7 separate regions of the Homo sapiens genome follow, and all the other regions are linked to region 3. The links are chromatin contacts, found by Hi-C or POLR2A ChIA-PET in ENCODE. All regions are on one chromosome and are shown on one strand. The core of a region is the stretch at or near the end of the contact, and the rest is flanking DNA. Distances in the headings are between cores, read along the strand shown. Region 1 holds the start of RBM17 (RNA binding motif protein 17). Region 2 overlaps IL2RA (interleukin 2 receptor subunit alpha). Region 3 overlaps NET1 (neuroepithelial cell transforming 1). Region 4 overlaps LOC101928080 (a long non-coding RNA gene). Region 5 holds the start of PFKFB3-AS1 (PFKFB3 antisense RNA 1). Region 6 holds the start of IL15RA (interleukin 15 receptor subunit alpha). Region 7 has its middle 26 kb from the start of LINC02649.

What was found. Hi-C counts contacts between places; a loop is a spot of excess contacts on that map. ChIA-PET counts read pairs that join two places held with the same protein, here RNA polymerase II (POLR2A). Pooled maps may share reads with other maps.
Region 1: a pooled map shows a loop between it and region 3 (5-fold over the local background). The contact joins the promoter of RBM17 here to the enhancer-like site in region 3. A Hi-C loop is called at or near these places in 1 of 37 single-sample maps with no recorded cell type and 16 of 50 pooled maps. POLR2A ChIA-PET finds 5 or more read pairs at or near these places in 1 of 52 experiments (K562).
Region 2: a map of naive thymus-derived CD4-positive, alpha-beta T cell shows a loop between it and region 3 (15-fold over the local background). The contact joins two enhancer-like sites. A Hi-C loop is called at or near these places in 1 of 168 maps with a recorded cell type or tissue (naive thymus-derived CD4-positive, alpha-beta T cell), 16 of 37 single-sample maps with no recorded cell type and 11 of 50 pooled maps. POLR2A ChIA-PET finds 5 or more read pairs at or near these places in 1 of 52 experiments (activated CD4-positive, alpha-beta T cell).
Region 4: a loop to region 3 is called in a pooled map, with 4 times the contacts of the local background. The contact joins two enhancer-like sites. A Hi-C loop is called at or near these places in 3 of 37 single-sample maps with no recorded cell type and 4 of 50 pooled maps.
Region 5: a loop to region 3 is called in a pooled map, with 4 times the contacts of the local background. The contact joins the promoter of PFKFB3-AS1 here to the enhancer-like site in region 3. A Hi-C loop is called at or near these places in 1 of 37 single-sample maps with no recorded cell type and 7 of 50 pooled maps. POLR2A ChIA-PET finds 5 or more read pairs at or near these places in 1 of 52 experiments (MCF 10A).
Region 6: a loop to region 3 is called in a map of OCI-LY7, with 5 times the contacts of the local background. The contact joins the promoter of IL15RA here to the enhancer-like site in region 3. A Hi-C loop is called at or near these places in 1 of 168 maps with a recorded cell type or tissue (OCI-LY7), 19 of 37 single-sample maps with no recorded cell type and 13 of 50 pooled maps.
Region 7: a loop to region 3 is called in a pooled map, with 7 times the contacts of the local background. The contact joins two enhancer-like sites. A Hi-C loop is called at or near these places in 2 of 37 single-sample maps with no recorded cell type and 5 of 50 pooled maps.

Annotation. Positions count from the first base shown.
Region 1 is chr10:6,087,314-6,090,363 of GRCh38, forward strand. It overlaps RBM17 (RNA binding motif protein 17), which reads left to right and starts at 1,721. Exons shown (of 12, transcript NM_032905.5): 1 at 1,721-1,880. RefSeq lists enhancers at 1,373-1,422, 2,379-3,050 and silencers at 1,583-2,022, 2,033-2,122, 2,393-2,452.
Region 2 is chr10:6,049,239-6,052,465 of GRCh38, forward strand. The region is part of intron 1 of IL2RA (interleukin 2 receptor subunit alpha); the gene reads right to left. Among named protein-coding and RNA genes, the nearest start is that of IL2RA, 12 kb to the right of the region's middle. RefSeq lists enhancers at 1,387-1,766, 1,777-1,906, 1,997-2,266. Within about 2 kb of position 1,978, at least 31 of the 41 ENCODE cell types and tissues checked have a DNase peak (open chromatin) inside an H3K27ac peak, as active enhancers do.
Region 3 is chr10:5,442,049-5,445,238 of GRCh38, forward strand. The region is part of intron 3 of NET1 (neuroepithelial cell transforming 1); the gene reads left to right. Among named protein-coding and RNA genes, the nearest start is that of NET1, 31 kb to the left of the region's middle. RefSeq lists an enhancer at 206-375. Within about 2 kb of position 1,508, at least 3 of the 41 ENCODE cell types and tissues checked have a DNase peak (open chromatin) inside an H3K27ac peak, as active enhancers do.
Region 4 is chr10:6,134,967-6,138,009 of GRCh38, forward strand. The region is part of intron 1 of LOC101928080 (a long non-coding RNA gene); the gene reads right to left. Among named protein-coding and RNA genes, the nearest start is that of MIR3155A, 16 kb to the right of the region's middle. RefSeq lists enhancers at 1-264, 1,607-1,906. Within about 2 kb of position 1,390, at least 3 of the 41 ENCODE cell types and tissues checked have a DNase peak (open chromatin) inside an H3K27ac peak, as active enhancers do.
Region 5 is chr10:6,201,170-6,204,665 of GRCh38, forward strand. It overlaps PFKFB3-AS1 (PFKFB3 antisense RNA 1), which reads right to left and starts at 1,588. Exons shown (of 2, transcript XR_007062045.1): 1 at 1,271-1,588. PFKFB3 (6-phosphofructo-2-kinase/fructose-2,6-biphosphatase 3) reads left to right here and starts at 1,763. Exons shown (of 15, transcript NM_004566.4): 1 at 1,763-2,167. The coding sequence starts at 2,092. RefSeq lists enhancers at 1-433, 988-1,492, 3,232-3,496, silencers at 236-455, 1,486-1,815, 1,866-1,975, 2,096-2,605, 2,836-2,915 and a cis regulatory region at 1,426-1,957.
Region 6 is chr10:5,975,834-5,979,165 of GRCh38, forward strand. It overlaps IL15RA (interleukin 15 receptor subunit alpha), which reads right to left and starts at 1,710. Exons shown (of 7, transcript NM_002189.4): 1 at 1,572-1,710. The coding sequence starts at 1,659. RefSeq lists enhancers at 1-233, 364-443 and silencers at 1,334-1,713, 1,804-2,473.
Region 7 is chr10:6,298,880-6,302,189 of GRCh38, forward strand. It overlaps a transcript of PFKFB3 not described here. Among named protein-coding and RNA genes, the nearest start is that of LINC02649, 26 kb to the right of the region's middle. RefSeq lists an enhancer at 8-1,207. Within about 2 kb of position 1,657, at least 15 of the 41 ENCODE cell types and tissues checked have a DNase peak (open chromatin) inside an H3K27ac peak, as active enhancers do.

The sequences.
Region 1 (3,050 bases), core at 471-2,970, 650 kb after region 3:
CCCATGAGTATGTCATTTTCATACTTTTCTAGATATTATGTTATTTTGATTTTGTTTTCCTTTTTAGTCCAAGTGTTATTTAAGCATTTAAAAATTTTCAAGGGGTAGGCATGTTTTATTTTCTGTTTTTTCATTAATTTCTACTTTTATTGAATTGCTGCAGATAATATTACCGATATGATTCTACTTATTGGACTATGTTAAGATTTTTCTCTGTGGTTTAAAATATGACTAATTGTTGTGAATATTCCTTAGACACTGGAAAAGATGTAATGTCTATTTAGGGGACAGTGTTTGATATATTAGATCTATCATAGGAATTGTATTTTTAGGTCTTCTCAATCCCCATTTACTTTTTGTACTCTTCGTCTGGCAAGGAGTGTGCCAATTATTTCTGTCTATTCACTCACTCCTACAGTGTTTGCTATGAATAATGAGATTATGTGATTTGGTGCAAAGATTTTCCTATTTTTCCTATTTTTTTCTTGATTGTGAATTGTGCTCCTCAAGATTATAAAATGTCCTTCTTAATCTTACTTAATGCTTTTTGCCCTGAAATCAACTTTGTAGTAAGCGGTTTGTGATTCCTGATTTTTTTAATTTTTTTGCATATTCCTGGTATATCTTTTCCAATCTTGTATTTTCAAACTCAGAATAACGTTAGCACTTTCTTGTATACAACACTGAGTTGCATGATGGTTTGTGCTCCTATCTGAGATTGTAGTTTTTTAGTAGGTAAGCTTAGGTCTATATTTCTTCTTGTGAGACATTTGGTCTTGTTCTGTCATATAGTTTGGTTACGCTTTCTGTTTTGTAACTTTTTAAAATATTTCCCTATATATATATTTTTTTTGCTGTGGTTTTGTGTGTGTGTGTGTGTGTGTGCATGCATGTATGTGTGGGTGCATGTATGTGTGGATTATTTGAAAGCTTTGTAGTTTTGTTCTGGGTTACCCTCAGAATCATACCATCCCATGACGTCCTTAATCCTCTATTTCTTTAGATTGTCTTTTGTCTCTCCACTGTATTTCTTTTTTCCCCCTTTTCCCGTTTTCTTAATGACTGGATTTTAATGGATTATAGTAACTTTCTTGGTATACTCCTTCGGACTAAGACGTCTGCTTAAATCTCTACTATTTGATTTATCGGCTTGAACTCTATTTGACACCCAATTAATTACAGATGTAAAAATCATATTTACCCGAAGTCCCACTTTCCCTTTCCCTCCCTGCTTCTGTCAGCGACGTCGTTTTTAAAGACCGAGGCTTTATAGCATTGACATTCTTTTCTGTACCCCTAATCGCGGCATCTGTTTCCATAATCTTACGCTTAACCTCGTGCTCCTTGCCATCCTTTTGCAGCATCTGGCCTATGCAGACTTATTTTCAACTTTTTGCTTATATAGGAGTGGCTTTGAATGAATGAGATCGAGGGGCCTGGAGGGACTTCCCCCACCTCCCCTATCAGAAAGCCCGGCCTCGGACCACTTCTCCTCCTCACCATCTGGGGGCGCTGCCGCGCTCCCCAAGCCTTGTGGAATTTCGAAAATGTGCGCCAGGGCGACACCTCTTGATGGTAAGAAGACGCCGGCGGAGGGGAGCGTGCAGTGCGGTCCTCCCGCGGGCAGGGGGCAGTGCGGCAAGGCGCCCTCGGCGCAGGCGCAGAGGCCGAAGCAGGCGCAGGCGCAGGCGGGGCGCAGGCGCGGGCGCGCTCTCCCGGCAGCCCGCGCTCCCTGACCCCGCGCCGCCGAGCGCCCTGAGGACTCAGCGAAGGGTGGGCGCCGCCGAGGCCTCCTGCCGCTGGCGGGTTTCCGCGGAGTGCCGCCCGGCTCCGCTCTGCCGCCGGCGCGGCTCATGGGCAGAGTCGGCCGGGCGGGCCGGGTAAGTGGCGCCCCGGCGGCCCCGGGTGGGTGGCCTGGCGGGACCTGAGGCGGGCGCGCCTTCCCGGGAGGCGCTAGACGCAAGCCCGCGGCTTTAGGCCCGTCGCGAGGGGCGGAGGCCGGGCCAGCGCAGCCGGAGCCTCCGAGGGTCTCAGTCCCCGCGGCGGGCGCTGGTCTCTCCACGCGGCTGCGGCCCGGTACCCTCCGCCCGCCGCCGCCTCTGGTGACCCTGGCCCTGACCTTCTCCCTCTTCCCTTCCTCCTCCTCCTCCTCATGTCTGCCTCGGGCTGTTTGGTGCTGAAGAGCGTTTCTTCTCCGTCTCGTGCACCGCATCCTGACGAAATTGTCTGGTCACCAGAACCGAGTAGCCCGTAGCGTGTCCCCCCTGGCCCTGCACGGTTGCCCCTCTCTGGGGCTCGGAGCCGGTTCCTCCCGGGGTCTCAGAACTGGGAGTGCAGACGTTGGCGTTTCTCAGACTCCGGAGCTGCCCGGGACAGGAATGCAGCCCTAACCCCGGCGTCGCCTCGGCTCGTGCAGTTTGAGCGGTGTTTCAGCGCTCACGTCCGACCCCAGGCAGTCTTTGAGCTTCGCCTCTTGCCCCGAGAATGTGTAATGATCGGAGAATGCAGGTGGAATGAGGTTCTGCCCCTGCTTGCAGGAGTTTGGTTTCTGGGAAAGCAGGCGTGAAAACCCAGGCCCGGGTTGATTTGAGAAACGCAAGTGGGGTCTGGAAGGACCTCTCTTGAGAGAGGAGGTCATGCTTATGTTGAGTCTTGAAGGTACGTTGTTAGATGTGAGAGGTGGGAAAAAGGCTGCCGGCGGAGGAAGTAAGTGCGAAAGTAGCAGAAGCGAAGCCCCGTAGTGCGTTCTGGAAGCTGCAGGTTAGGCAGAAAGAAAGGTTTGAGGAGGGGCTGCTGTGTTTCCAGGAGTAGTCAGGTCAGAACATGGAGGTTTCTTGAGAAGCAGTAAAGAAGCGCCATTGAGGGTCCTTATTTTGCTAGAGCCAGGCATATGGATGGGAAATAGGATATTCTAGATAAGGGCAAGATTCGCATATACTCAAATAGATGGGTAGATGTGCACTGGCTCCCCGCAGCAGATGGAGTTTTTAAAAGGATGCAACACAAGTTTCCACATTTTTAGTTGTAAAGGCTGCAGACATTTTGATCGT
Region 2 (3,227 bases), core at 728-3,227, 610 kb after region 3:
AGAGCAGACGACGGATGTCCCAGCTTGAACAGAGAGAATGCAACCTTCCTCTGCCTTCTTGTTCTATTCTGGTCCTCTATGGTTGGATGATCCCCACCACACTGGTGAGGGTGATTTTCTTTACTCAGTCTACCAACAAGAAATTTACCCAGTCTATTCAATTCAAATGCTAGTGTCTCCTGGAAATACCCTCACAGACACCCCCAGAGAGACTGTTTAGCCAGCTATCTGGGCATCCCTTAGCCCAGGCAAGTGGACACATTGAAATTGACCATCATGCTCATGCCACACTTCCCTAATGCATTTCTACCTTCTTAACTCCTGCTTTCCCTGGAGGTCTCCCATTGGCTGTCATCTTTCTCTGGGAAGCCTCCGGGACTCTTCTGTCTGTGCTTTGTGGCATTTCTCTGCAGTCCCAGACTTTGCTCCCTTTTCTTTACACGGCACTCACCCTACTGTATCCATCTCCCTCCCACCACCTTGCTAGTGCCTGCACAGAATGGCATGCAAAGGTTTTCGTAAAGGAAAGTAGAAATTCACAAGTTCAAGCTAGGATTTGAATTCAAGCTGTCAACTTTCCAAATTCATAAGACTTTTCCATTCTCTCAAGACGCTTTTCTGGTTGGGAAAAATTCCGGTAGGCAGACAAGATGGGGAAGATTGTTCCAGTAAGGGAGGAGGGTGTTCCTGGGAGTCCAGCTTTGAAATCACAAATGAGGAGGTTCCCTTTGAAGGACAGGAGGAGACCTGCTGGCCAAGGCGTGCTATGTGCTGAGGGAACAGTCTTGGCTGGGGAGCATGTTGTGTGCCAGGCAGAGGAGGTAGCAAAGTGCCCCTGAGGCAATGGAAATGACTGGAGCTCTTGCAGCCGAAAGGGCATCACGACAGGTGCTTTCAGGGGAGATTAACTTGGGGATGAATAACAGGGTGACTGAAAACCAGAGCTTCAGGGCCTGCCTAGGCAGCCCAGGAGATGAACAGTGCCTGTTGACAGCTTGCTTCCTGTGTCGGCCTGAATGCATGGGTTCTGCTCAGATCTACTGGCTCCTTGCTTTCTTGGGAGAGTGAATTACTGCCTCATGGTCTCAGTTTCCTCATCCGTAAAATGGGAATGGTGGCAGGGCGTGGTGGCTCAAGCCTGTAATCCCAGCACTTTGGGAGGCTGAGACTGGTGGATCAATTGAGGTCAGGAGTTTGAGACCAGCCTGGCCAACATGGTCTCTACTAACCTGTCTCTACTAAAAATACAAAAATTAGTCAGGCATGGCGATGGGGCATGCCTGTAATCCCAGCTACTGGGGAGGCTGAGGCATGAGAATCTCTTGAACCCGGGAGGCAGAGGTTGCAGTGAGCCGAGATCATACCACTGCACTCCAGTCTGGGCAACAGAGTGAGACTCTGTCTCAAAAAAAAGGTGGTTGGGGTGGGGGAATAGTGCTAACAGTCCCCATCTCCTATGGTGGCCATGAGGAATCTGTAAGATCACAGAAGCAGAGCACGCAGCAAGGCCTCCCTGGCCCGGGAGTGCTCAGAGCTGGGATCCCAGTGCAGGACGAGGAGGAGGAGGATGGGTGCCCTGGCTACAGGTCCTCTTGCACTAGATTGAAAACGGGGCCAGAGAAGCAGAGCTTGAGAGACGCTGGGAGAGGGAAAGTGAAACTGATGGTCCGGTGGGTGAAAGGTAGTGAAAGCCCGAAGTGCAGTAAACCAGGGATCAACATCTCCAGCCAAAAGGCTCACCCTGTGGTCTCAGCGCCACCTGGGCGTCAGACAGATGTCTGGAGAGACGGCTCTTTTATTCTGAAACACCCCTCCAACTTTTTTTTTTTTTTGGTAATTGTTTGTTTTGCTTTCCATTTAATATAAGGAGTTTTCTCCTTTACAAAAGTTCTTTTTGTTCTAAATCAGGCTGTAAACAGAGGTGCTACCACAAGGACCGGAAGCAGAGACCACACTGGTGCTCAGCTGGGTTGCAGGCTCTGCCTGGTTTCATTGTCGGGGAAGCCACCAGGCCTGCCCCCAGCCAGCGAGATGTCACGCATGCAGCCGGGTGTCATCCCCAAAACTCCCGGGAAACTCTCGGGGCACCAGGGCAGGAAGAGGCTGACGTCAACTTTAACTCCGGGGACTTCAAACGAAACTTTTAGAAATGATTCCTTTGCCCTTTACTTGGTGACGTAATAAACTGATCTTTCTCTGAAAAGATGGGCCGATTTGCTTCAAGGAGCTCATTTCATGAGGAGAAAATACACACAAATATATATATATATATATATATATTTTTTTTCTTTTTTTTTTTGAGACGGAGTTTCCCTCTGTCACCCAGGCTGGAGTGCAGTGGCTCAATCTCGGCTCACTGCAACCTCAGCCTCCAGGTTCAGGGGATTCTCCTGCCTCAGCCTCCCTGAGTAGCTGGGATTACAGGCATGTGCCACCACACCTGGCTAACTTTTGTATTTTTAGTAGAGACGGGGTTTCACCATGTTGGTCAGCTGTTCTCGAACTCCTGACCTCAGGTGATCTGCCCGCCTCAGCCTCCCAAAGTGCTGGGATTACAGACGTGAGCCATCATGCCCAGCTATATATATATATATATATATATATAGAATTTTTTAAGGAAACATTGCTGCTTTGCTACAAAGTATATAATAATGTAAACTGGACTAATACGATTCCTTCCTCCTTTCCTTGGAGAAGTCACAGACTTTTAGGATTGGAGAACGGTTCACATGCATGTGTGTGGGGCAGTTGGTCAGAGCTGTCCATTATGAAAGGTGCTTCTAGAATACTTGGGGAATGTGGGAGCTAGAAAACAGGTTGTTATTAAAGGAATTGAAATACTCCCACTTGAAATGTTCCCATTTTCTCTGTAAAGGAATTTCTTGAGCAAAGGAAAACTCTACATCCTCTGTCTACCTGAAGTTCAAAATTAGTGGTGTTTGGTTTTAATAATTTTAGTAGTTGATGACAAAACAACGCTCTCTGCTGTCCTCTCTGTCACATCTAACATGATGTGAATGAGGCAGTCCCTGATGTGAGATGTGCTGGGTTTTGCAGGGGTAATGAACATCGATCTGTGTGTTCCATCGACTCCTTCTTTAAACTTGTATCTCAGCACTTAGCCTGTGTCATAATTGTCTGTGCAGAGGTCAAGGATGGGCTCTTATTCATCTCTGTGTCTCAAACCCTGTGCCTGACACATAGCAGTTCCTCAATGAACATTTGCT
Region 3 (3,190 bases), core at 258-2,757:
ATACTTGTATCATTTTAAAATATATGTTTAATTTAGTAATATAAGACATGAAGGCTGTACAAAGACTGAAAATACAGATTTTACTGGTCATATTTTTCCACAAATTAAGAGATTGTTTATGTAGTCATCTATGTAATGTCGTTACAAATATAATTACAAAGTTGAAAAACAGGTTGACAATTGCATTTCACAATATCTCGTGTAGAGGGCAGCAGAGAGCTTAGATTTTGTTTTCTCTTTGCCTGTAGTATGGCTTCCCTAGTCTAATTTCCAATTGCTTGTTATTGTTCCAGGTAAAAGTAGATAATAATGCCTAGACCAAAAAAAGTAATGATTATTCCTAAGCTCTAATTTATTTCTAAATTCCAAGCAGTTTTTCACTTGAAAGGGGAGAACAAGTAACCTAACACTCCTTTTCTATACATAAGAGAAACATCTTTCTCTTTACCTTTACATAACTCAGTTACGTTTATAAATTCTAGATGTTCTATAGAAAGAAAAGACGCTAACCAATCTGTGCCTCAGTTACGCCGTTTGTAGAAAGTTATACAAATAGTTGCTGTTGGCCAGGCAGGGTGGCTCATACCTGTAATTCCAGCACTTTGGGAGGCCAAGGCAGGCAGATCACTTGAGACCAGGAATTCGAGACCAGCCTGGCCAACATGGTAAAACCCCATCTCTACTAACATTACAAAAATTAGCCAGGCGTGATGGCACACTCGGGAGGCTGAGGCATGAGAATCACTTGAATCCAGGAGGCAGAGGTTGCAGTGAGCTGAGATTGTGCCATGGCACTCCAGCCTGGACAACAGAGCAAGACCCTGTCTTTAAAAAAAAAAAAAAAGAAAGAAAGAAAAAAACTCTTCTAAACTTACACAACTGGAACTATTTTATTATCTTTTTACCTACCCCATGTCTTGTTATAAAAAGGCTATAAGGCAGCTAATCTCTCAACCGTTTTTATGGTTTCCTCCTCTATAAAAGTATTGGCAATTTAGTGAATACTGCTAGCCTGGGACTCAGGAGACTTTGGTTTTAAACTTAGGTCTACTGTTAACTTAGGTCACTAACATATACTGAGCACCTAGTGTGTCTCAGAACATGTGCTAAAGGTTTTATATGGGTTATCTTCATCTGGACAGTGTCACAACAGCTGAGCAGAACAGAGTCATCAGGTCTGTTAAGCCACTGATTAACAAGGTACCTTTGGACAAGTTTCTTAAACTTGGTCAGTCCTAGTTTCCTCCTTCTCTAAAATTGAGATAATAAGTACTTCATAGAGTTGATTAAGATAACATGTATAAAGCTCTAGCACAAAGTAATTGAGATAATAAGTACTTCATAGAGTTGATTAAATAACATATAGAACTCTAGCACAAAGTAAGACCTTAAATTTTTCTTCTATTTTTCACCACCACCCATTAAGTTTCCTTATGAGAAAACTGAAGAGGATGGGTGAATGATCTCAGAGGGCCTGTTTAGTCCTCTGGTTTTATGCAGCATTGTGACAAGACTCAAGATTCTTGAGTCCAGTTGAACTTCCGCATGTTCATCATTCCTTTTTTAGATGCTGTCTACATTTAGACCCCAAACCTGCACATTCAAAATGAAACTAAGATTTTAGTGTTGGTGAGCTGGGGCTTTTGTGAACATGGCTGTCATCAGTATACCCTATTTGTTTTCTATTTCTGTATTTACATATAAAGACTTCTACCTTTACCTCTTGGGTCCCCAGCTGAAGGAGAGAATGAAAGATACCCCTTCTCATTATCTTGGCTCATTTCTGTTGGAACTAAGTGGAAAAACAGTTTCAAGAAAGACATCGGGTAAGAATCCCAGGAGAACTCCTAGCTGCTTCTTTCCTAACTCCCACTGCACATAATCCTTTATTCCCTTAGAAACTATGTGGCCGTAAAGTATTGGCCTTACTTACGCCATATTTTAACTGATGAAGCTAACTGAACCAGACTGCTGGGGTCTAGCCTAGGCTGTTCATATTAGCTCTGAGAATGTAGGTAGATCACTGTTCTTAAAATTAAGAGTAAAATTAGGAGTCCACAATCGCTCAGGTGCTTCTACTTTCATGCTATATGGAAATATCTTCTACAGTCATCCACTCTTAAGGCCAACCACATCACACATACTGCCCAGGACAGACTGGACAATAGAGTAGATGATGAAACAGAGCCAATCTCCATTACTTTAAAAAATAAACTCAAAGCAGAAAGATGAATTATTACCACATCTCGTGTATAAAACACACATAGCTACAGAAGGGCAGTGGTGGTCCTTCCTGCAAGAAGTAGCAACTCTCCTGCAAACCTTAGGCAATTACTTTTTATAGATTATTTGTCTTTATAAATAGTCTGCACCCACTATTCTTCTGTATTCACTCTTCAGCCCCTGTAATTTGCCTCTGTCTTTACTCCACTGAAATAGCACACTTGAGATCCTCATTAAACTTGTAATCACTAAATCCGTGGCTTTTTTCATACCCTCCTTAACCTCTTTGCTGTAATTAACATTTTTTTCTTCCCTTGGCTTTTGCTTTGTTTCTTTCCTTCTAACTATTCCTTTTGCAGAATTTTCCTTCCCTTGGCTTTCCTCCAAAGTTAGATCCTTGGACCATGTTCTTTTTGTCCAAATTTTCTCTCCCAGTCATCTCATTCACTCCCATAGCTTCGATTTTTATCTCTGTATCTGACTCTCCAGTCTAAATCTAGCCTCCAGCCTCTTTCAGGTTTTTGTCCAACATTTCCAACTACCAGCAGAATATTTTCATTTGCATGTTCTTCCACCGCCTCACACTCAGTATATCTAAAATGTAACTTAGAATTTTCTTTCAAAGCTTGTTCCTTCTTATTTCTTGATTTGCACTAACAGTTACCCCTCCTATTTAAAGAATTGTAGGCGTCTGTGACTTCTTGCTTATATCCTTTTCCTTCTTCCCTACTGGTCCTACTTTAGGCAAAGTTCTTGTTGCCCGACTGTGATTTTTGCATGATGTTTTCAGTCATCTTTCAACCATCTTAAACACCAGTCACATATATCTTATTACAACATAGCTCTCATTATCTCTCTCACCTATTGAGTACATCCATCTGTTCCATCTTTACGCACAGCCCGTGATCTCAGTGTGGGCTCACTCCCTTGTCCTCCTTGAAATTTTCTCTTGTTCAAATCTATGAAA
Region 4 (3,043 bases), core at 140-2,639, 690 kb after region 3:
GAGTGACCCCGCTGACAGCCAGCGAGGAAATGGGGACCCTATTCCCACTCCACAGGAACTGAATTGTGCCCACAAGGAGGAGCTGGGAAGTGGAGTTTTCTCCAGAGGTTCCTGATGAGAACTCAGCTAGTCAGCACCTTGATCTCCGCTGGGCGAGGTCTGTGCAGAGCCACAGGCAGGCAGTGTGACTTCTAACCTTCAGAATCGGGAGCTAATGAAGGGGTGGGGCTTAAACCACAAAATTTCTGTGTGTGTGTGTGTGTGTTTTTTTGTTTTTTTAAAAAAAGAACACTACATAGCAATAGAAAGTAAACGAACATCCCCTGCATTAAATTGCACATGTATTGAAGTTCAGTAGATGTAAATTAGCACAGCTGTCTCTTCTTTCCTGAAAGCATTTTTTTTGTTTTGTTTTGTTTTAGAAACACAGTCTCACTCTGTTGCGCAGGCTGGAGTGCAGTGGTGCGATCTCAGCTCACGGCAACCTCCACCTCCCTGGTTCAAATGATTCTCCTGCCTCAGCCTCCTGAGTAGCTGGGACTACAGGCGTGTACCACCATGCCCGGCTAATTTTTGTATTTTTAGTAGAGATGGGGTTCCACCGTGTTAGCCAGGATGGTCTCGATCTCCTGACCTCTGGTGATCTGCCTGCCTTGGCCTCCCAAAGTGCTGGGATTACAGACATGAGCCACCATGCCGGCCCTGAAAGCATTTATTTTGAAACAATTTCAAACTGAAAAACACCTCTATCCTCTTCTCCCACACTGACCAATTGTTCCTCACCAGTTGTCTATGTATTTGCTAAATCATTCTGTGTGTGTGTATCATGTGCGAGTGCGTATTTTTTTTCTGAGCCATCTGAGCCCATTTACCCCTACAAAGAAAGAAATTCATTTATATAAGCACATAAAAAATTCAACCCTGATGAAATGTCTATTCTATAGACCTAATGTGAAGTATGAATATGCCCACTTTACAGACGGACAAACTAAGGTGGAAAAGTTACATGCCTTACCCAAAGCCACACAAATGGTAAGTGGCAAAACCAGGTTCCACCTTGAAATCCTGGGCTCTTTTCCTTGTGTTCTGTCCGTTTCAATTGGGGTCCAGTCGGAACAAGATAAACTACTCTGGGTGTTTCGAAGAGCTGAGATTTAATATAGGAAGCCCTGTAACTGTAGGAAGCCAAAGCTATTCCTTTGGGGGACTCAGAGAGGGGAATGGTGTCACCCAACAGCCCAAGAATGTACTCAGCACCCCAGCTCTCAAAGCTTCAGGAAGGGAGAGACCCCCTCCACCTCCTGCTGAGCAGGAGCCCAGGAGCCGCCCCCTGCACCCCGGGCTGACCTGCCAGAGCCTGAAGTCACCAGCTTCCCGTCACTGCTCAAGCGAAGTGGGGGTCTGAATTCACAGCTTCGCCATCAGCTATTGGGGGACCCGCACGAGTCATTTAGCCTGCGAATGCCTCATTCCTCTGTAAAATGGGGCATCTGGTTTAGATGAGCTGTAAGTTTCATTCCAGTTCTGAAATGACTAATTCTTCCCTCATTGTGTTCTTTGACTTTGAACAACTCATGCCTCTGTTTTGCGCCTCCTCTTTTTCAGTAGCCTCTTTAGATCCGATAGCAGTCCAAGGGGAGGCAAGGGAGCCTGGGGTGGTGGAGGACACCCGCGATGACCAACCCGTGTGCTTGCCACGGCTGGCTTCTGCTCCAAAGGCACCCTCTCCTCTTCTCCACACCCCATCCCCTCTTCTTTCTCTCTTGCTCCTCATCTGAGCTCCTTTCCTAGGTTGGGGAATTCCCCACCTTACAGACTTATTTTAGTTAGTTATTCATAACTAGGTATGTCTTACCATGGAGGCAGCAGTAGCTGCTGAAACCATCAGATACTTCCCCAGCCTTCCCTGCAGCTAAGGGGGTGAGGTTGAGACCTCCACGGGGGGAGCCAGAAGCTCCTGCCCAGCCTCTTAAGGTAACTCAAGAGACAAAGGAGCAGGCTCAAGAGGCGGTGCCCCCATGCGGATCTAGCGTCCTGAGTTTGCCAGAGCCGCCCTCTGATGTGAATTTGGCCAGAGTTCTGGCAGCTTTGGCTAGTTCTCCTGACTTTCTCCCAAACCTGTGAGCTACTCGATACCCTCCAATAAATTCCTCTCTGATTTAATCACCCAGAGTTGGATCCCTAGCTTGCAGCCAAAACTCCTGACTGACACACATGTTATCTCATGCAATGCTCACAGCCACCCTAGGGGCAGGTGTTATTATTGTCTCCATTTTACAGATGAGGAAACTGAGGCACAGTGAGGCCAAGGAGCTTGCATATGAAGTCACGTAGCTGTGAGGGGCGGCAGCCCCCAGATTATGTCACCAATGCAGCCTAAGACGTGGCAGAAAATGCTTCAGGGATGAGGCCAGGTGTGGTGGCTCACACCTGTAATCCCAGCACTTCAGGAGGCCAAGGCAGGCAGATCACTTGAGCCTAGGAGTTCAAGACCAGCTTGGACAACATGGTGAAACCCCGTCTCTACCAAAAATACAAAAAATTAGCTGGGTGTGATGGCACATACCTGTGATCCCAGGTATCTGGGAAGCTGAGATGGGAGGACTGCTTGAGCCCGGGAGGTTGAGGCCGCAGTGAACGGTGATCACGCCACTGCATTCATTCCAGCCTGGGCCACAGTCCTGTCTCAAAAACAAACAAACAAACAAACAAAAAACAAGAAGAAGAAAATGCAGCAGTGACAAGAAACTCCTGGTCACTCAGCACAGGCTTTTCCTGAGGACAGAGATGTGTGGTGAGAGCTTGTGCAGCCCCTCCTGTAGAACGAGAGCTGCTCCATCTCAGCTTCCTCTAGAAAGGTGACGTTTCCTATAGATTTTTGTTTTAAGCTTGGAGCAGAGGACCATACTGTACAAACAGCAAATTAGGAAAATTAAACTTACTGTTTTAGTGGAAGAAAACTGATTTTTCTTTTCCTTTTTTTCGAAACGTGTCTCTCTCTGTTGCCCAGGCTGGAGTGCAATGGCGTGACCATGACTCACTG
Region 5 (3,496 bases), core at 338-2,837, 760 kb after region 3:
CGGGAACTCGTCCCGGTGGCGCGGGCGCTCGCTGCCTGCTGTTTCCCTCTTCGGGTCAGCCCACTCTTATTTCAGGAGTGGAGTGGGACTCTCCCCTGGGCGTTTAGGGTGTCGCCTCTGGCATGTGCTCCCACTGCAGAAAACAAGTCCAAATGCAACGCATCGGGTTTCTGAACAGCCGCCAGAGCGCGGAAACCAGACCGTCAGCAAAGCTGTCGCGGGAACAGGGGCTCTGAGAGGGCGGCGCGGGGGGCGGGGTGCCGGAGTGGGGGTCGAGGCGGGAGGGGGAGTGGGGGTCGAGGCGTGGGGGAGGGTGGCGGGGCACAGGCCAGGTGGCCGATGTTGCGCGTTCCGGGGCCCCTCGGCAGGCGGCGGGTCGGGAGGAGTGGAGGCCCGGGTGGGGCGGGCGCGCGGGGCGGGAGCAGCCCCGGTCGCCGCCTGGGCGCGGGCGCCCTCCCTGTGGAGCATGCGGGACGTGAGCGACGTGTGGCAGCCTCTGCGCAGACTTTTCCGCCGCGGTGTAGGTTTCAGCGAGCGCCGCCTTCCCTCCAATCACAGCCCAGCCTCAGCGCTAAGTGTGCACCTCTCTGCAAGGCGGCGCAGCGCTCCCGTACTGAGGCTTCGTTTGCAAAAGTTACATCCGTCCCGGCGCGGGCGGCGGTTCCCCACCAAAAGCAACCCAGATCTTCCCCGCACGCCTCTGACCTGACTGCACGACTGTCACAAGTCGCGAGCTGGTGCAAACTGCGAGGGCCGGGAAAGGAGACGGGGCACGCATGCACCAAAAAGTGGGGAGGCAGAGCTGCAGGGTGTGCAGGATAACGGAGTGAATTTTAGGAGTCTGCCTAATAAGGGGCCGCCCCCAATAGTTTTCCCTCGACTTAGGTAATGAATTGCAGATCGAAATGGGTCTAGTTTTATTCATTCTTCTACTCGGGGCGATAAAGGTTTATTGAATGGTGTACATGGTGAGTGTGAAAACCAGATGCCAGCTGCCCCCAGCCCCAGTCCACTTCAGTCCAGCTCCCCGGGGCTTTCCCGCCCCCTCCTCGTACCCAGCACCGCGGGCCTCTCAAGGTTCCCAGTCTTTGGGCTAGGGGAGGGGAGCAAGGCTCAGTTCAAGTCCAGGTTTCTAAGGGATTCAGCAAAGTGGACAAGGACGAGGTGAGGTGGGAGGATCAGGGAAGCCTCCTCCCCGCGGGTCGCCCGGGTCGTGGCGGGGGATGGGCTCACGGGTATTATCAGGGAGCAGCCTGGCCCATGTCCTTACCTGGACTGCGCCTGCCCCACAGCGCGTGTTAGGAATGCAGAGTATTGGGGCTCCATGGCCCTAAAGGAGCTGCATTGGTAGGATGCACTTTAAGCAGCTTCCCAAGGGATTCGGCTGCGGGGTCCACGGTCTACACTGGGCAGGACTGCGTCTCTGCTCTCCTCCCGGCCAGCACAGTTGAGGTGAGGGGCCGGAATTAGTCGGGGAAGCTGTGCCAGACGTCCCGAGGGGACAACGGGACGAGGGGATAACAGCAGCCAGGACCCTTCAGCAGGGCTGGGCGCGCTCCAGGCCCGGGGCAGGGCGGCGGGAGCTGGTGCACCGCCGTCGCCGGCCCGCAGGGGGAGCTCGCAGGCTGCTTCCCGGCTCGCCCACCCTCCTCCCCACGTGGAAGGGGGCTGGGACCCAAGGAATGCGGCCCGCCCCGAGGCTGACGTACGCGTCTGCGGCCAGCCCGGACTCTTTAAAAGCCGGCGGTGCGCGGGGCATCCCAGCCAAGCCGGAGAGGAGGCGAGCAGCAGGGCCTGGTGGCGAGAGCGCGGCTGTCACTGCGCCCGAGCATCCCAGAGCTTTCCGAGCGGACGAGCCGGCCGTGCCGGGCATCCCCAGCCTCGCTACCCTCGCAGCACACGTCGAGCCCCGCACAGGCGAGGGTCCGGAACTTAGCCCAAAGCACGTTTCCCCTGGCAGCGCAGGAAACGCCCGGCCGCGCGCCGGCGCACGCCCCCCTCTCCTCCTTTGTTCCGGGGGTCGGCGGCCGCTCTCCTGCCAGCGTCGGGATCTCGGCCCCGGGAGGCGGGCCGTCGGGCGCAGCCGCGAAGATGCCGTTGGAACTGACGCAGAGCCGAGTGCAGAAGATCTGGGTGCCCGTGGACCACAGGCCCTCGTTGCCCAGATGTGAGTGCAGCTGCGCGGAGCCGGGTTGCAGGGCGGGCTGCGCCGGGCCGGGCCATTGTGTGGGGCGGCTTTGTGCCGACGCCCCTCTGCGGGGGGCGCGCCCGTGCGGGTCGCGCCGGCGGGGCGGGGCGGAGGCGCGGGCTGCGCGTCCTTGGCCGGGCGGCGGGGGCGCTGTGGCCCTTGTCCCGGTGGCTGCCCCGCCGGCCCGGAAACGGCGAGTGCGCCCGGCCGGGCTGCGTACCCCGAGACGGAGGGACGCGCGCGCCTGGGCAGGCCAGGGAGGGGATCCACATCCTCCGCGATCCCTGTCCTCGACACCCGTCTCGGGCGGCCGTCGCCGGAGCGCAGCCCAGGGACCCGGCCGCTCGCGCCTCCGCCCCTTTTCACCGTCCGGATCTCCTCTCTCTGCATGTTTCCATCTCCTCTCCCGCCTTGCTATGCATTCCTATCCCCTCGCTTCACTTAATAACCTATTTCTCTGTCCTGTTTTCTCTTTCGATATATATGTCTCTGTTTTTCTCTGTTTCTACCTCCTTCCTCTCCCACTGTTTCTTTCTGCTTTTATCTCTTTCTCTCTCCTTCTCTCTCTTCCGTGCATCTCCAGTGCCATGGGGGCGCCCGTGCTGGGGGCGCCAGGAGAGCCACCTGGAGCCACGCCTGTGTCCCCGGCTTTGGGGAGGGTCGGTGGGTTGGTGAGTGCACGGTTGGCGCTGCTCCACGCGCCCCGGGCGCACGCACCCCCCGGTGCTCGGAATTGGCTGGCAGTACCCTGCCCCGCCCCGCCGGTCGCCGCCCCCGCCACCAGCGATCGCTTGGGAGAGGGTTACCTCGAGCTCCACCTCAGCTGCGGAGCGCCGCCGCGGAAAAGGGCGGGTGGGCAGCGCAGAGGGGCGACGCTGCCTCTCCAGGTAATGCGCCCCGGCTCCCATGGGCTGGACAGGGAGCCGCCTGGTGCGGTTTTGCCCAGGTCAGGTCGTAGCCTGAGTAGTGACCGTGGGATCCAGGTGCAAACTCTCGAGGTGGCTTCGGGTCATCCGAAGGCGCCTGAGCGCAGGCGGCTGGCAGGCAGGGTTGCCCGGCTACTACGTTTCTTAGGACGGCCCCCGCGGGACTTGGCAGCTCTCCTGGAGCCCTGCTCGGTCTGAATCACCGGCCTCGTCCAGACCTGCCCCTCTCCCCACACCCACCCCCATGGTGTGCCCTGGGTGGGGACGTCAGCAGATCCACCCTGGTGGACTTCAGGGTTCTGGGGTAGCCCTCAGGAGAGGTCTTGTTCCCCCTCTTTGTGAGGTAGCCCAGGACTGGGGGATGTGGGTGTGTTGCCCAGCC
Region 6 (3,332 bases), core at 460-2,959, 530 kb after region 3:
AGTGAGCTGAGATCGCGCTACTGCACCCCAGCCGGGGTGACAGAGTGAGACTCCGTCTCAAAAAAGAAAACAAGAAAGAAAGAAAAAGAAAAAGAAAAAACATTGAGAGCTTTGGGAAGGGAAGGTAGCAACATCTTTCTAAGGTCAAAGGGCAAGGCTGTGCAGCTGATGAGATCAGAGATCTCACAGTGGTGCTCCCCTATCCACTCAGTCTTCAAGGAAGACACCTCCTCTCTGCTGGGCTTTGACTAAGGCTGCATTTCACTTTCATATTGTGTAATCCAGCTGCCCCAGTTGCCAGCTATGGGGTCCTGTGACACTGCTAGCCAACTGGGAGGAACCAACCGGTCACCAACTAACTCTGCTTCTCAGATGTGGGGGGAAATCCAAGCATCAGAGTCTCATGAAAACGAAACTTCAAGAAGCCTCGCAGAGCTGGGGTGGGGGTGGCAGAGGGTGGGGGGGCGTTCAGGCCACACCAGGCAGCAGCAACTGTGCGTGGAATGGCTTTGGCCAGGGCCTGGGCAGACTGGCCCGACTGGATGTAAATTATTCAGGGTCTCGCTTAAAAACACACACAGATCATGGCGTTACTAATTCCTATAGAGAGTCCATGGATGGCCTTCAGTGGGGCTTTGACCCCAAAATCATATGCACATTTTGTAACTATGTTCATTCATGCATTTTTCTGGGGGCCGGGGGTTCATAGCTTTCATCAGACCCTCCAAGAGCTCCCTGACTATAAAAAGATAAAGAAGCGCTGACAAGGATAGAGCTAGACCCTGCTACTGTTTTCCTCCTTCCTCTGGCTGCCGGGACAAAACCCCTAGGAATCGCTCATTCCGTCCTCCCTGCCGAGATCAGAGCTCCGCGACCCGCTTTCTTCTCGAATACACCAAGCGATCACAGATCTCTTCCCCCTTTTTCTGCGAGTGTAGACTCCAGGCTGGCCCCCACTCCCCACCCCCATCCGGTCCCGACCGCCTCTGCTGGTTTCCTGATCGCTTAAGAATTGGAAGTTGTTTCCAGGTCCCCAGGTGTGCAACTTGCCCGACGCGTTTCCCCCTGGGACACAGCTCCTCCCCACCCTCCCAGCTCCCACTGACATAATTTACTTTTGCCTGGGAGTCGGGAGGAGTAGTTTCTCCCGGACCCCTCCGAGGACCGCGTGCTATGCAACACCCGCCCTGCAGTCCAGGCGCCTGGGAGAAGCGCACTCGCCCGTGTCTCCAAACTGCTGGACGCCGCCGGCTCCGCGCTCCCGTGGCCAAAACGGGCTTCTCAGAACTGCTCCTGACCTCGGCCTCGGAGACCCCAGCCAGGCCGCCCGCTCCCTTACGTGGGTGACCCGGGCGCAGCGGCGGCGCTCTCCCTGCGACCCCGGCTCCCGGCACGTGTCCCTCCTGCCCGGCGCCGCGTCCCCTCCCCGGCCTGGGCCTGCGCGCACCGCGCTCCCGAGGGCACCGACGCCCCCGCACGGCCCGGGGAGATGGGGCGCCCGGTTCCCTCCAGCTCCACGTCCCGGCCCCCTTCCAAGTCCCGCCCGGGCGCCCCTGCTCCCAGCTCCCTACCCCGCGTCGCCGGCGGCCGGAGCAGCAGCAGCAGTAGCAGCGCCGGGAGACCGAGGGTCCGGCAGCCGCGCGCCCGCCGCGGGGCCATGGCGGCAGCTCCACAGGACACCGCTGGACTCCCCGGGCGAGCGCTGCCCAGGCCGGGGGGAGGTGGCGAGCGCTGCTCTGGGACCTGCCGCCCCGCCAGTCGCATTCGCTTTCGCTTTTGCTTTGGCCCCCGAGGGCTCGGAGAGGTGCAAAGCGGTGACAGATCCGTGACTCAGCGTCCCCACCCCTGCTGGGGAAGGAGCCCCGCCGGCCGCCGCGGCACCGCACAGCCACCCCTGTCCCCGGGACGCATGGGCCGTGCCCGGTGGGGACCCAGGACCTTACCCACGCAAGCCCGGGAGCCTCCCGGTCCTCCGCGCTCGTCGTGCTCTGGGACCTCCAGTGTGCACTCGGTCCGGTGTCCCCACTGCGAAGAGAGTGGGCAAAGTCATCGGAGAGCAGACTCTCTCCAGCCCTCTCTGCGGCTCGGATCCACTTGACCTCGCCCGGCGCTGGTCGCCTCCAGCTGCTCCGCCTTCGGCTTTCCTGGTCTCCCTCCGCGGCCCTGCGCTCGGTTGTGAGCGGCCGGCCTGGGTGAGTGCCCGCGGAGGTGTCGCCGCGGTGCGGAGGCGCGGGCACCTGCCTGGTGCGCTCTGGCCCGGGCGGAGCGCAGCCCCCGCCACCTGCTGGCTCCCGCGGCCCCCGGCGCCCGCTGGGGCCCCAGCTCCGCCACTTCGCCGAATTCCTGCTGCAGCTTTGCTCCCCTAGAAAATGCCTCATCTTAGAAGGAGAGGGGGCGGAGGGGGGAGAAGGGGGAGAGGAGCCACAGTGCTTCACCTCTGAGCCTCGCTTCCTTAGGTTCTTCCAGGCTGCCATCCTCCTCTTTGGCTGGTGGGTTTTTTTCTTTCTTGGGGTCTCAAGTGAAGCCTGAGAACCGGGTCTGTAAGCTCCCAAGTGCAGATTCTCAGGTCTAGCGGTGACATTGGACAGGACGAGACATCTCCAAGCCTCGGTCATTGCCTCTTAAAATCTCACAACGTGTTTATGAGGCTTTTGTGACATACTTGCAAATTCTCTTTGAAAACGAAATAATCTGTACAATAATCCCCCAAGACACAGGTTTACCTTTATAACAAACCTGCACTTATAACCCTGAACTTAAAAGTTAAATAAAAGAATTTAGGGCCGAGCGCGGTGGCCACTCCTGAAATCCAAGCACTTTCGGAGGCCAAGGCAGGTGGATCGCCTGAAGTCAGGAATTCGAGACTAGCCTGGCCAACATGGTGAAACCCCATCTCTACTAAAAATACCAAAATTAGCTGGGCATGGTGGCGGGCGCCTGTAATCCCAGCTATTCAGGAGGCTGAGGCAGGAGAATCACTTGAACCCAGGAGGCTGAGGTTGCAGTGAGCTGAGATCGCACCACTGCACTCCAGCCTGGGCAACACAGCCAGTTCCTGTCTCTTAAATTTAAAAAAAAAAAGTAGAAAGAATAATGAACCTACCATCCGGCAGTGACCACACAAGGTCCATTCTTTTTTTCTAAGCAGGAATAGCCACCCTTACTCCAACTGGGGAAATCCCACATTATTCAATTTCTCTCAATACTTAATAATAAATCTCAAGATGATAAGATCAAATTTAAAAATTAACAATATTCCTTAATATTCTCAAATATATTGAGGGTTTATTGAATGCAGGCTAAGCATAGCATGTATACAATAGAGCATTTTT
Region 7 (3,310 bases), core at 407-2,906, 860 kb after region 3:
TATTGCTTAGGTAATTTATATGACATCTTATTTTCTCCACCTGATTCTAAGCTCCTTGAGGACACGTCTGGTTCATCTCTGTTGGCTGCATAGCCTAAAACCCATGCTGGTGCATCCTGATTTCATTTCCTTCTCGGATGTAATGAAAGCACTCAAATGATATTGATTGCCTCCTCTTTAGGTTGACAAATAAAACCTTTAAATTCTGTTTTTCCTGGTGTTTCCTTTGTAGGATTGGAAACGATGGTCTTGATAGCGCTGTGGTTAGCAAAGCATTAATGGCTCACTCTCCTAGGGGAGACACGTCAGTTGATACCATGCACTCTGCATGCAATTTTCAGAAATGGTGTTTGCTTTTTTCAACGTTGGTTGTGTTGCTGCTCTAGACGAACCAGCTTCTATTCCTGTCTTTACTCAGAGGTAGGTAGGATTCTTCCCCAGGCACCTACAGACCTGACTAGGATTTACAGGCAGGGGTGAGTCAGCTGACCCAGGAGGGTGGCATCCCATAGTTAGGACAGAGAGAGACTCACTGGCACGTGCTGGGTCCCTGCGTTGTCCTAACGTGCCTCCTTGCAGGTAGCATGGCTGAGTCAGTGTGCCGTGAGTCACAGGCTGCGGGAGGTGAACTTGAGCCTCACTCCGGCATTGATCTTTCGCAGGGATATATTGTTAGTTCCCGTCTGTTAAGACCGATAAAGGGTAATAATTTACTGGCCTCAAGTTTGTCTTCTCTTTGATTTCACCAAATCTTCTCCTTATACAGGAATTGCTTGACCTTGACTTTTCAGGAATTTACCCAATTTTATACTCTTGGCGTCTCCTGGGCTTAGAACCCCTTACCTCCAACCTTGCTCCCTGGCTAACTTCTACCCTTCCTTCAAAGCTCAGCAGAGATGGCACCCCCTTTCTGAAACAGTCCCCAGTTCCTGGGAAGAGTGAAGGCCTGAAGCTGTGTTGAGGGTGGCACTTAGCCCCTGGTTTGGAGCTCCATGTTTCCTTCACTGTCTGCTGAACATTTTAAGGCGTCGATTTGGACTTTCCTAGGCTTGCATTCCCAGAGCCTAGTGCAGTGCCTGTTCAGAAGACTTTTTTTTTTTTTTTTTTTTTTTTTTTTAGTGAAGAGGGAGGAATGTTAAGCCTCACCAAGTCTGATTATGCTAAGATCACTTAAATTTTTTCTGCCTTTTCAGAATACCCATTGTAGTTAGGGTTAGTACCCATGGTTTGGCACTTACTGGTTCTGTGGTTGTTGGGTGCCTTGTTTGTCTCTTCGGGCGAGATGCGAGTCACTCCAGGGCAGCATCTGTTCCTCATATTCCTCTCACATTCTTTAAAGCCTCCCTGTGTGCACTCAAGCCACACAATGAACCTTCCTGCCTTTGCCCACAAGGCTGAGAACTCTTCAAAGTGAGACTGTGTCTTACGCATTTTCACTTCCTCCATCATTTGACACAGGACCTGGCACGTAACAGATGTTTAATAAATACTTGTATTTATTGAATAGGAATAGGTAGTAGATTCTAGAGACATAGTGAGCTCAGCTCAAGTTCAGTTGCATCAGGGAAGGCTCCCCCATGCCCCCGGCAGCTCCCTCTCTCTGTGCCTATGCAACCTTTAGCAGCATGAGCTGCCTTGAAAAGTCAAAGCCAGCTTTTCCAGAAAGCAACTCAGCAACTCTCTCCTGGGGCCAGAACTGCTCCGAAACGGGAACAGCTGTGTATATTCTTTGATCGTTAGCAGGAAACGATGTGTCGTGTCTCAAAGCACCTTTTCATGCTGCTTTCTTATTAACTCCACCCAGAAGCCCTTGCCTTAGCAAAGCCAGTCTCGCGAGGCACCGTGGAAGTCCAGAGTTGAGTGCAGCTGGGTTTGATTCATTCCTGGGCTTGATTTCTGGAATCCTCCTAGATTCCTTCCTGGGTTTGAGTTCTGGAAGCCTTGGTTTCTTGAGGCGATTATGCTGTAGGTACTAGAGAGAAGCTACTGCCTTTGAGAGAAGGGTAATTACGCAGGATTTGAAAGGAGACAGGAAGCTGTGGGTGCCAGAAATAGAGGAATCTTGTTCTTTTATTTTTGGCAACATCCAGCAAGGTGGGAGGACACCTGAGGGGAGTGCCTTTCTGGTGCACCATGGAGGCTGGTCCGTAACAGTGGAAGCTGCCATCTTGCAGAAGATTCCTCTGCCCAAGCTTGGCATGGCCAGACTTCGTGGGCCATGTGAACATGAGATGATATCTTGCTCTGTGTGCCTTCCTATAATTTGGGGGGAGATGTTGACTAGGAGGAGGCATCCACCATTGGGCTTTTCATTATCTCAATGGAATGGTGACTTGGAATTGACTTTGACTCAAGGAAATAAAGTAAGATGAGGATTTACACATACCTAGATTAGGAAACTAACCTTTATACCTAGTACATATGTACACCTGTAAGGCATCTGGTACAGTCCCTGGGTGCTTCAGGGACTTCATAAAGGTGCATTTCCTTCACCCTTACTTATAAATAATGGTCGATGCATATTCTTAGATCATTTGAGATACATCCTTAAAAACTGTTGAGCATTGATCAAAATTTGTTTTGGAAATAAACTTGTTTTTAGTGCCCCAGAGAAGCACATTGTTTCCTAAAGTGAAGAATCCTCATTGAAGATGAATTGTGCTAATCTGGATTTTCAGGTTTTTTACTTACTGCAATAACAGATAGATTGAGGAAAGTACCCTTTTATTTTCTCTGGAAAGCACTGATGGATGTAACTGATGACAACTTGACCCAGTAGGGCAGTTCGTCTGCCCTCAAGAGCAGCTCAGCTCAAAGGGCGGTGTGGGGATCGCCAAGTGTGATGGAGGCAAGTCCCAGGTGAAAGGGAGCTCTAATTCATCAGGATTCCTCTATCTTTATAAGAGAAGCTAATTTCAAATCACTTCCTTCGTTATGACTAAATTTCAGGAAATGAGGATCACATTATTCCAGTGCAGAGAACTGGGCTGAGAGTCACATGCTTTATTATCTGCTCTGATTAATGACTAACCAACCTCGTAAGTTCCCCACCACACAGGTTAGTGACTGGATGATCATTTTGCTTTATCCACTTCCTAACAGGAGGAAACAGAGAAGTGAGCTAACTTTGTTATTTATACGAAGGTAACATACTTGCGATTTTTCTTTTCTTTTCTTTTTCTTTTTTTTTTTTGAAACAGAGTCTTGCTCTGTCACCCAGGCTGGAGTGCAGTGGCATGATTTTGGCTCACTGCAACTTCTGTCTCCCAGGTTCAAGCGATTCTCCTGCCTCAGCCTCTTGAATAGCTGG